Linked DNA regions of Homo sapiens: regions 2 and 3 are each linked to region 1. Evidence: chromatin contacts called from ENCODE Hi-C or POLR2A ChIA-PET data. All regions are on one chromosome and are shown on one strand. Each heading gives the region's core, a stretch centred on a gene start or an enhancer-like site at or near the end of the contact. The rest is flanking DNA. Distances are from core to core; before and after follow the strand shown.

What was found. A loop is a pair of places that touch in the nucleus more often than their neighbours do. ChIA-PET counts read pairs that join two places held with the same protein, here RNA polymerase II (POLR2A). Pooled maps may share reads with other maps.
Region 2: a loop to region 1 is called in a pooled map, with 4 times the contacts of the local background. The contact joins the promoter of LYPLAL1-DT here to the enhancer-like site in region 1. A Hi-C loop is called at or near these places in 2 of 37 single-sample maps with no recorded cell type and 2 of 50 pooled maps.
Region 3: a loop to region 1 is called in a map with no recorded cell type, with 11 times the contacts of the local background. The contact joins the promoter of DEGS1 here to the enhancer-like site in region 1. A Hi-C loop is called at or near these places in 1 of 37 single-sample maps with no recorded cell type and 4 of 50 pooled maps. POLR2A ChIA-PET finds 5 or more read pairs at or near these places in 1 of 52 experiments (T-cell).

The regions. Positions count from the first base shown.
Region 1 is chr1:221,776,967-221,780,382 of GRCh38, reverse strand. No RefSeq gene overlaps it. Among named protein-coding and RNA genes, the nearest start is that of DUSP10, 37 kb to the right of the region's middle. RefSeq lists enhancers at 1,424-1,473, 2,524-2,573, 2,604-2,653, 2,724-2,813. Within about 2 kb of position 1,707, at least 8 of the 41 ENCODE cell types and tissues checked have a DNase peak (open chromatin) inside an H3K27ac peak, as active enhancers do.
Region 2 is chr1:219,172,271-219,175,686 of GRCh38, reverse strand. LYPLAL1-DT (LYPLAL1 divergent transcript) reads left to right here and starts at 1,899. Exons shown (of 5, transcript NR_038845.1): 1 at 1,899-2,217. LYPLAL1 (lysophospholipase like 1) reads right to left here and starts at 1,809. Exons shown (of 5, transcript NM_138794.5): 1 at 1,706-1,809. The coding sequence starts at 1,796. RefSeq lists enhancers at 1,519-1,848, 1,929-1,978.
Region 3 is chr1:224,181,363-224,184,778 of GRCh38, reverse strand. DEGS1 (delta 4-desaturase, sphingolipid 1) reads right to left here and starts at 1,539. Exons shown (of 3, transcript NM_003676.4): 1 at 1,361-1,539. The coding sequence starts at 1,442. RefSeq lists silencers at 794-873, 1,034-1,413, 1,514-1,713 and enhancers at 700-1,529, 1,864-1,953, 1,530-2,360, 2,214-2,363.

The DNA of each region.
Region 1 (3,416 bases), core at 458-2,957:
CGCGACATCTCCCATGACCTCACCTCAGAGGTTGTACATTGTCACGTCAGCTGCATGCTACTGTGGTCACACAGGTCACCCCGAGTGAATGTGAGAGCAAACTGCTCAAGGGTATGGCTTCAAGGTGAGGATGAGTGGGGACTACCTTGAAGCTGTCTACCATAGCGGAGAAGGTGCTATTTGGAAATGCAGGAAAACTGGATTTGAGGATGGGATTGTTGCAGGGGAAGGACAGGGAATAGCAGACAGATATCAAAACAGAAGCTTGGGGACCAAAGCCTAAACCATGGGCCAACTTACTCAAACTGGATCATGGATTATGAATCCATGCACAGGAGACTCATGACCTTAAGGAAACCTGCAAGGGAGGTGACATGACTCAGGCTGCAATACTAGCTTGACTCCTGTCACTTCACTGCAGAGGAATTTGTGAGCCAGGCAGGATCCTAATGTGCATCTCTGGGCCTGCTTTCTCCAGGCTGACTGATAGAAGCTGTGGCTTGATGCTGAGTTCACCATCAGGGCTGAGGCTGCTCAGGAGCTTCCTTTTCCAAGCCCAGATAGGTCTTAGAGGTAGGTAGAGTGGCCGTCCATGCAGGGAGAGCCCAGAGGCTGGAGAGCTAGCTAGGCTCTGGTTGCGTCTGTTTTGTGGCTAGGTGGTTGGTTTCGCCTTGTGTCCTTAGGAGGTCCAGGGCTGCCCACGGCCACCATTGGTTTTCAACTGTGTGAACAGACACAATGCCCCAGACCAGGGAAGAGAACACTGCGAGTGTGCAAGCAAACTCATAACCAGCACCCCAATGTGCCTTTGTTTGCCCTCTCCCCCTTGGCACATAGAACCAATCTAAAAAATTGCTCCCTTACACTTCTATCAAAATCTCAAATTTTCAAAGTCCTATCAAGAATATTATCCCATAAGCCAAGGCTAGAGATGAGTTTTCGTAATAACTTCACCAGACAAAAGAGAAAACTGAAGCTACAAGAGGCAAGACCTACCCAGAACCATTTGGCTGAGCCCAGCACTCTGCCCATGGTCCATGCACCCCTTGACCCTGACATCAGCAAAGCAGTCCCCATCACCAAAGTGCTATGTGCCATGTGCCCCTGGGAAGAAGAACCAATCTGAGATTGCAAACAATGGGAAAGGACCTCAACTCTTGTGAGGCAGCTCTAAGAACTTTCAGCCCTAGACCTGTACATTTTTTGTGATTTTTTAAAAATGTAACTCACCATGCTATACACATCCTTAGCACACATCCCGTACACAAGCTCACTCTGCTCCTGGCATTGAGCACCCAGGGTCTCTTTAGGGGACTCCCTTTTTCTCCCCTGAACGGGCCACTCTTTACCATCAAAATGAATTGCCTATCATCTGTACTCGGCTTTTTAGCAGTCACAAATACAGGGTGGGGAATTTATTGGATACCAGGTGTCCTATTAGCCAAAGTCCTTTCCAGCTCATGCTGCTGAATGAGCCAGGTCATGACCCCAACCAGGCACTCTGGTTAGAGCTCAGTGTAGACAGATGTGCACACACTGCTGGGCACAGAAGGTTTGGGAGTGTAGACAGAGGAAGTGAGTCCTGTCAACTGGGGCGGCTCCTGCACTGAGCAGTGAGGGCTGTGAGTGAGAACTCTCTGATGCTTCCTCTCTATGTAAGGCCCGTGAGCTTTATGACTTCCTTCTGGCTTGGTTGTAAGCGAAAATCACCTCAAAAGGGGCGTGGGTAAGAGCTACTAGCCTTCTTGGAATGCCTACTATGTGCCAGACATGAAAGCAGATGCTTTTTTCAAATACTTCTGTCGGATGAACTTTCTTATTATTGTGGTACAGATGAGGAGGCAAAATCATTTGTCTAAGACCCCACTGTTTCAGCTGCAAGCTTTCGTGGCTCCTCAGTTTGCATTTTTTCCTCACTGCAGTATCACTTTGTGAAGGAGGTCTGAAGTCTTCAAATGAAAATAGAGTTTTCTCCTTATGTAAGTATAGCAATCAAATGTTCTGGAAAGAACACTGTGCCCAGCCAAATTGCTCTAGATGTTCAGGGCAGGAGAGGGGCGGATATCCTGGTGGTGATGACCACATAACAAGAAGAGACAATGTGTGCTTAAGGTACCAGCATCTCAGGGTGGTCTAGTATTTCTCAGAGAATGGTCTGAGAGTTGGCCTCTCGTGGTATAGGTAAATTTTTAAGTATTTATGAAAATGCTTATATGTCTGGTTTCAGCCTGATTTAGTAATTTGCTTGTATAATCTCTATGTCTATTCTTGGTGGTCCAAAGGGCCCAGATTAAGAATTTTATAAACATCCTGCTGTGTTTAGTGTGTTATACCTCGGAGTATCTATTTCGCTAACCCAGATGGTGCCGTTACCACACACATATCCTGCAAGGGGAGGGAATTGTATTAACAAGTATAACCAGCAAAACCACAGCATTTCACTTTAGCAAAAGGGGCCGAAACAGGAAGCAGGTAAATTCCCTGCTCCCACACATCTACCATTCTCTCCTCCCTTCTATGAACTTAGAGTCTCTGGTTTTGTGGCCACTGAACTTGTCTCCACCTCTAGGGGCCAAATTGGGCACTGGGGGGAATTCACAAGCTTTATATTTAGCTCAAAATCACCTGGGCTATATGTGGGCTCATCACTTCCTTAAAGGTGGAAGAAGTTATAATTTCTTTTTTCTCTCTTCTCTTTCTCTCTCTCCATCTTTTCTCTTCTTTTCCTCTGTCATTTTCCCCTTCTCCTTCCAAGCATTATAGTCTTCCTTGGACCGCTTTTTCCGAATTGGCTTCCACTGGCCCATTCCAGAGTACAATTACTAGTACTGTACTACATTTCCAATAGTCAATAAGAAAGCAGAAGTGGCCACATTGGCTTCCCCTAAAAGCAGCATCAAATTTCAAGTACTTTCTTATATTACCGCCGCTCATTCCACCACCCTCTATAAGCACACAACTCACTGCTGAGCACATCATAAATGCTAAAAAGTAGTGAATAAATCAACGAATTAAATAATTCTTTTATTCTAATTTTTTTTGTACAGCAAGCCATTGTGAATAAGATGGTTCTTTTATCCCCAAAGAGGTTGCCTATTGACTGAAAGCCTAAGCACAGCTTCTGAGAGTCACAATGAGATCACATCTCTACTGTACTGAAAATCTTTTCAGGCACCAGAGAGAAAGGCCTGAGTGTGATTCTCCTTCCCTGGTTCTGAGTGAGAAGGTCATTAGCTCACTAGGTACTGGCAATTTCAAGAATTGCCAAAATGACAGTGATGTGATAAGAACAACTATCCTGTTGGGTCTTTGTGTAGTATTTTTCCTTTGAAAACAGCTTTATGCTAATTATCCCATATGAAACACAAAAAAAAAGGAAGTGTGAGGTCAATGTGGCTAAGATTTATGTCCGTTTT
Region 2 (3,416 bases), core at 650-3,149, 2.6 Mb after region 1:
TAGGAATCACATTATACTCGCATACTTGGCAGAATTCTTTGAATAAATTCTTGGTTCAAAGTACAAAGGAAAAAATACATACATACATGACTCTGAATTTTAGAGACATACCCTTACAGGTTATAAAAATGTAATCTGAAATTCAAAAAAAGGATAATTATTTTAAGCAAAGAGGTCCAGGGGAAAAAAGAACATAGTCTAGGAGTTCTTCCTAAAGATAATGAGAATTGATTATGAGAAAGGGTACAGTGTTGGGGAATTTCTGGGTACTTATAAATGAACACTCTTGGAGCCCTAAATAGTACTACCAGTCTCCTAGTTATTAAGTACCGCTGTCATCTTACACACGTCACCTTCTAAATATATGCCGTCTTTCCCTTTAAACACTATTGGACCTCTTCTTCCCTATCTCCAAAACAATATATCCTAGTTCAAACTTTTTCACCTTACCCCACCAAAGCCCTGAGTTTGAGGTCGGAGAGCTTTGGGTTCTAATCCCAAATCCGCCACTACTCACAGTAACAGCTAAGAGACCTTGGCCAAGCTGCTGAACCTGTCTGGCCTCATTTTCAAAATAAAGAGAATACCTCCCACAATTGCCCTTTTCCAGGTCTCTGCCCAGTACCTTTCCAATTCCCTTCCAATCACCGTCCCATTTAAGCCTACCCGTCTCGGCTCAAAGACCACTTTCTTCGAAAAGTCTGACAAGCTTTTCATCTTCCAAATGCCTTAATAATGCCTAACCACATTTTTTTCTCTTACAATTCACTTGGCAGGAAACCATGCACCGTCTTGTGATCTTCCATGCACTGCTGACTCAAACTAATTGGATTGTTTTTGTTTTTAACTTTAGGTAGGCCCCCTGAGGACACCGGCTGCATCTCATTTCTTTAAAAAACATTTCCTGAGAGCTTACCCTGGGCCAAGCACTGGGGGTGCAAAGGTTGACACAAGGGCCCTTACTCTCATAATCCAGTGGGAAGTTCACAATCCAGTGGGGAAGACAGACAAAAGTGATTACAGATGAGTGTTAAGTAACGATACAGCATTAAGCACACGTTACTAAGGGCAGGTAGTGGAAGATGCCTGTCCCTGGGGGTCCTGCCCCTGTAGTCTATCTTGGAAGTTTAATGACACAGGCGGGAAAGGGAAAGGAAGGAAAGAGAAGCAGCAAAAAGGAAAGTGAGAGAAAGCACTCCAGCCATGGCACAGTGGCTTACAGAAAAGAGATAATCTGTAAACAGTATCTAAGTTAACTGTGAATCTCAATTGTCTACATTAGTATGGGAGCCTGGAAAAAGCAATGGGCAATTACGACTGAAAAATCACTAGTAGCTGATAATGAAAAACACTAAATAATTTCCCTCTAGCAGAAGACTTACCTTACTAACTTGCTCTGTTTAAACTTGGGGCGAGGAATGGGGAGGTGTGTTGTGGGGATGGAGGGCTGGCTGAGCGGCGGGACACAAGGCCCCAAAGCGAGGGTGGTGGACCAGTGACCGCCCGATAGAAAGAGGAAGACTAACGGGGGAGGCTGGGGGCAGGTGGCGCTGCCCGTGCATCTACAGCCGGGGCTGGCGACGGGGGAGCCACCCACTGGGCCCTATTTGGGCCCGGCGACACCTCCACTTGGGCAATACTGGGGTAACCGAGGGGAGGATGTTTCCCGAGCTGTAGAAAACCAGGACGTAAAATTGAAATCCACCTGAGCCATGCAGGAAGATCAGAGAGGCGCTATGCCTCCCTGCCGGCGACACGATACAGCGCTGCAGAACCGACCCCGACGCAGCCGCCATCGCTGATGCCACTGCCAGTCATGCGGTTCCGCCCCTGCGTTGCCGCGCGGGGCCGCGCACGCAAATACGCAGGCACGCGCGGGAGCACGCCCGGGAGCGCGCATGCGCAGCGCTGCTGGCCCGCTCTCTGAGGAGCTTTCAATACTTTGGGGTCAAGTTTGAGGCAGTTGTAACTGTACTGAGTTTAGTTTTGCTAATAATGGTATTCTACGTGTGTCAGCCTCGTGTGGACTTCTGTAATGACTAATGGATATGTTTATATCCTGAGCATTTGCTGTAGGAATTTTAAATGCAATCCCAAAACTCAAGATTACCTTATTTGGAGAAATATTCGTGTTACTATGTTTAAAATTTAATAGAACCATATTTTACCTTTCACTTTGGGACTCGCACAGGATGTTTGCAGCTCTTGATATACAGGGTAAGCGAAGCATATAATAATAAGTTCTCTTCGTGTCTCTTATTTTTAATAAATAGTTTACAAAGCAAATCTAATTTAATGAGATTCTGCTTTATATACCCATTAGAATGGCTCTTATCAAAAAAACAGAAAATAAGTATTAGTAAAGATGTGTAGAAATTAGAAACCTTGTGCATAGCTGATCAGAATGTAAAATGATGTTGCGGCAATAGAAATAATTTGGTGGCTCCTCAACAAGTTAAACATTGACTTAGCATAGGTACTAGCAGTTCCACTTCTAGGTATATACCCAAAAGAGATGAAAGCAGGGACTCAAACAAATACTTGTACTTCAGTGTTCTGTAGCAGCATTATTCACAAGTACCAAAAAGTGGAAACAACTCAAATGTTCATCTACAGATGGAGAGATAAACCAAATGTGCTATGTACATATTGGAATGGAATATTATTCAGCCTGTAAAAAGAATGTGATTCGGATACATGCTACAACATGGATGAACCTTGAAAACATTATGCCGAGTGAAGCCAGACACAAAAGGACAAATAATTGTATGATTCCACTTACATGAGATATCTAGAATTGGCAAATGCATAGGGACAGAAAGTGAAATTAGAGGTTACCAGGGACTAAGGGAAGAGGGAGTTGGGAGGTTGTTGTTTAATGAGTACAAGAGTTTCTGCTTAGATAGTGAAACATTTTTAAAAATGGACAGTGATGATGGTTGTACAACAGTGTTAATAACTGCCAGTGAACTATACACCTAGTAAATTTTATGTGTATTTTACCATAATTTTAAAAATACTAAGAAATGGAATTATTTCCTGTATAAAGTCCAAAACATAGGTATCTTTTAATACTGAAGGCAGTGGCCCCAGCAGGTTGCTCTTGCCTCATGTAAAATTCAACAAAATAACCCAGTAAAAGCTTAAGTACCATTAAACACTGGCCTTCCATTCATTGTAGTCTGCATTACATTTTAGCAATTACAACTTACCTTTTATTTGTTCCAGGTAATCACCCTACTTACAGGTAAGTAAACTGTTTACTATCAACATTAGTTGCCAAAATCAGCTCTAAGCTATCATGGTGTTATATTAATAACAATACCATCAACAAGAATGGTCCTACATGCCATTAGTTAACCAAATCAAAAAGAAATTCTGAGTCATTTCTCCAAAGCCCATAGATCTGCAGCAGA
Region 3 (3,416 bases), core at 290-2,789, 2.4 Mb before region 1:
TTCGGGAGGCCAAGGCGGGCGGATCACCTGAGGTCAGGAGTTCGAGATAAGCCTGGCCAACATGGTGAAACCCCGTCTCTAACTAAAAAAGATACAAACATTAGCCAGGCGTAGTGGTGGGAACCTGTAATCCCAGCTACTCGGGAGGCTGAGACAGAAGAATCGCTTGAACCCAGGAGGCAGAGGTTGCAGCGAGTGGAGATCGCGCCACTGCACTCCAGCATGAGCAACAGAGTGAGACTCAGTCTCAAAAAACAAACAAACAAACAAACAAAAAACAAACACGTGCAGTCTCAAAAAACAAACAAACAAAAAACAAACACGTGCTCTGGAAGAGGCAACCGAATGCGCATTAGAATCCCCCTAGCATTTAGTCACGCGTTCTTATTTCATTTTTTAAAACAGCGATAATACCAACCAAGTAGAATTACCAAGAGGATGAAATTGGGTAATGTTTGTAAAGCATTCCACACAATCCCTAGCATATTAGGAGTAGCCTGGGAGAGATGAGCATTCTCTATGTAACACAGAAGGCCCGAATCCTCTGGAGAGTTAAGGCCTCTCAATTAGCTGTCAGGGGACCAGCAGGCCACGCCACATATTTTCCTTATTTGGCAAGTCTTCCATTTTCAGTCTTTTCATCCACAAAACCGAGATGGATGAAAAATGCCTACGAATCCGCCGTTCTTACGTCCCAGGCTTGTCGTGAGGATCAATGGGACAAGCGGCGTGAACCGACCAGGGCCCATCAAGTCCGAGAAGCCCCGGGGGGCATATGGAGGGACGCCGGCCCCCTTAACGGGCCCAAGGCCGGGACTGCGGCCGCCCCCGCCAGTACTGCCCGCCGGCGCCCGACACCCTGAGCAGGGCTCGCTGGTAGGCCCAAGGATGCCCAGGACCACACCCTGCCTAGCACTCAGGCAGCCCCAAGGCCGGCACCCGCTCACCTCGGCCCGCTCCGGAGGAGAGGGAGTGGTGAGAGGAAAGGGCGCCCACCTGAGGGCACAGGAATCTTCTAGCGAAAAGATCTACTCAAGGCTGGCACAGCCGGGGACACCCTTCGCCCCAACCGGCCGGCGTGGGCCTGGCGGGGACTCCCGCGCTCGGGGACGCGCCTGCGCCTCTTCGCGGAAGGGTCGGAGCTGCGCGGCTCCGAGGACCCGTCCCTCCCCCCGCTCCTCGCCCAGCCTCTCCCGCGCTGACCCGCGGGCTGGCGGCCCGAGCGGCGACGGGACGCGACGGGGAGCAGGCTGCTAACGGGCCTCCGGCGCCCACGACCGCGCAGGGCCCGCGAGGGGAGAGCGCGCCCCGGCGCCGGGAGGCCACGCACGCACATAACGGGGCGCCCGCTGGCCCTCACCCAGGATCTCCCGGCGCCGGTCGGCGTGCGGCTGGTCGGTGTAGACCCACTCGAAGTCTTCCCGCGAGACGCGGCTCCCCATGGCGACAGCGGTGGCTTGCAGACTAGCTGTCGGCTCTCGCTCCCAGCCGGCTGCTCAGAGGTGGCGGCGGCGGCGGCGGCTCCCCGGCTGGTGTGGTGTCGGCCGGCTGTGGCGGAGCGCGGAGGAGACGGAGGCGTGGGCGGAGTCCCGAGGCCCCGCCCCCCCCGGCCCGCCCGCCTGCCTCTCTGGGTGGAGGGCGCGTGGCGCTCCCAGGCCCCCGTGCGGGGCCGGCTCTCAGCGATTCTGGGACGCGGGGTTCTGAGCTTCGGTGACTCGGCCACCATCCAGGATGCCGCGTTCTTGCGAGTGCCCGCCCCTGCGGCCTGCTGCGCCGGAGCCCGGAGAAGATGAAAAAGGAAGGAATGGTCTCAAGTGAGATAAACCTGCCGCCCTAACGCCTCCGCGAGGGGAGCACCGGGCACGGCTACGGTCACACCGAGTCTGGAGGCCCCGGAGCCCTTCTTAAATGGCAGCTGGCCTAAGTTTTGTTTAATTTTTAAAAAGCAAATTAGCCATTGAGTCATATTTCGCTGCCTTCTGGAAATAATACCTCAGGGAAAAAATGCAGAGTGCGTGACAATTAAAAGCTAATCAAGTAAAAAGAAAACACCATTATTAAGAGGGGGTGATGATGTGGGATTTGTTGTTGTGCTTGAATTATTCTAGTGTGACCACTTCTGTTAAGAGATGATTGCTCAACCTTGCATCTACCTGTCGCAGAAGTAATCAACCACAACCTCTTCCTGAAAGAAAGGTTTTGAAACGAAACTAATTTTGTTTCAACATTAGTTACCACGTCTACATCAAAGAGCAACTTAAAGATTACAAAAAGAAGATAACCAAAGCAGGTGTGCCTCCTAGTCAAAGAACATGCTGTGCACGCGCACACGGCACACACACACACACAAATCTGATCGAGCCCCTAGATCTGACTGTTAATTTATAGAAAATAGAAAGGACATTTGGCCGGGTGCGGTGGCTCACGTCTGTAATCCTTGCACTCTGTGAGGCAGAGGCGGGTCCATCACCTGAGGTCGGGAGTTCGAGACCAGCCTGATCAGGATGGTGAAACCCCCGTCTCTACTAAAAATATAAAAAAATTAGCTGGGCGTAGTGGCAGGCGCCTGTAATCCCAGCTACTCAGGAGGCTGAGGCAGGGGAATCGCTCGAACTGGGAGGCAGAGGTTGCAGTGAGCTGAGACGGAGCCACTGCACTCCAGCCTGGGGGACAGACGGAGACTCCCTCTCAAGAAAAAAAAAAGAAAATAGAAAGGACAGAGGAATGTGTTAAACTAGGCCGTGGGGATGAAACTAGCAAGATCCAACTCTGGGAGACTATATGGGACAATGTCTGGGTTCTCTAATAAATGAAACTCAAGGCAAAAAAAGAGAAACCTGTAGATTAAAAGGAGTTTAAAAGACATACCAACCAATTGCAACGTGTTGACCTCATTTAGATTCTGATTGAAATAGTTTAAAAACATTGACATGAAATAATTGAACTCAGATATCAATTGGATATGTGATGATATTAAGGAATTATGAATTTCTTAAGTGTGATAATAGTATTATGGTTATAGTGGGTTTTGTTTTTTTTGAGACAGAGTCCTGCTCTGTTGCCCAGGCTGGAGTGCAGTGGTGGCCTCATGTCTCACTTCAGTCTTGACCTGAGCTTAAGCCATCCTCCCACCCCAGTCTCCCGAGGAGCTGGGATCACAGGCGTGCACCACCATGCTTGGCTACTTTTTTGAATTTTTGATAGAGATGGGGCCTCACCTTGTTGCCCAGGCTGGTCTCAAACGCTTGGGCTCAAGTGATCTCAAAGTATTGGGATCACAGGCATGAGCTACTACATCCGACCCCAGGAGCATTATTAATAAGTCCCTAAGACCCTCTCAGTACATTCACTTCTGAAATAGAGAGGGCCAGCACGGCTGAGACATCTAGCAGAGAAGGCTGTGAGAGCAGAGGGGA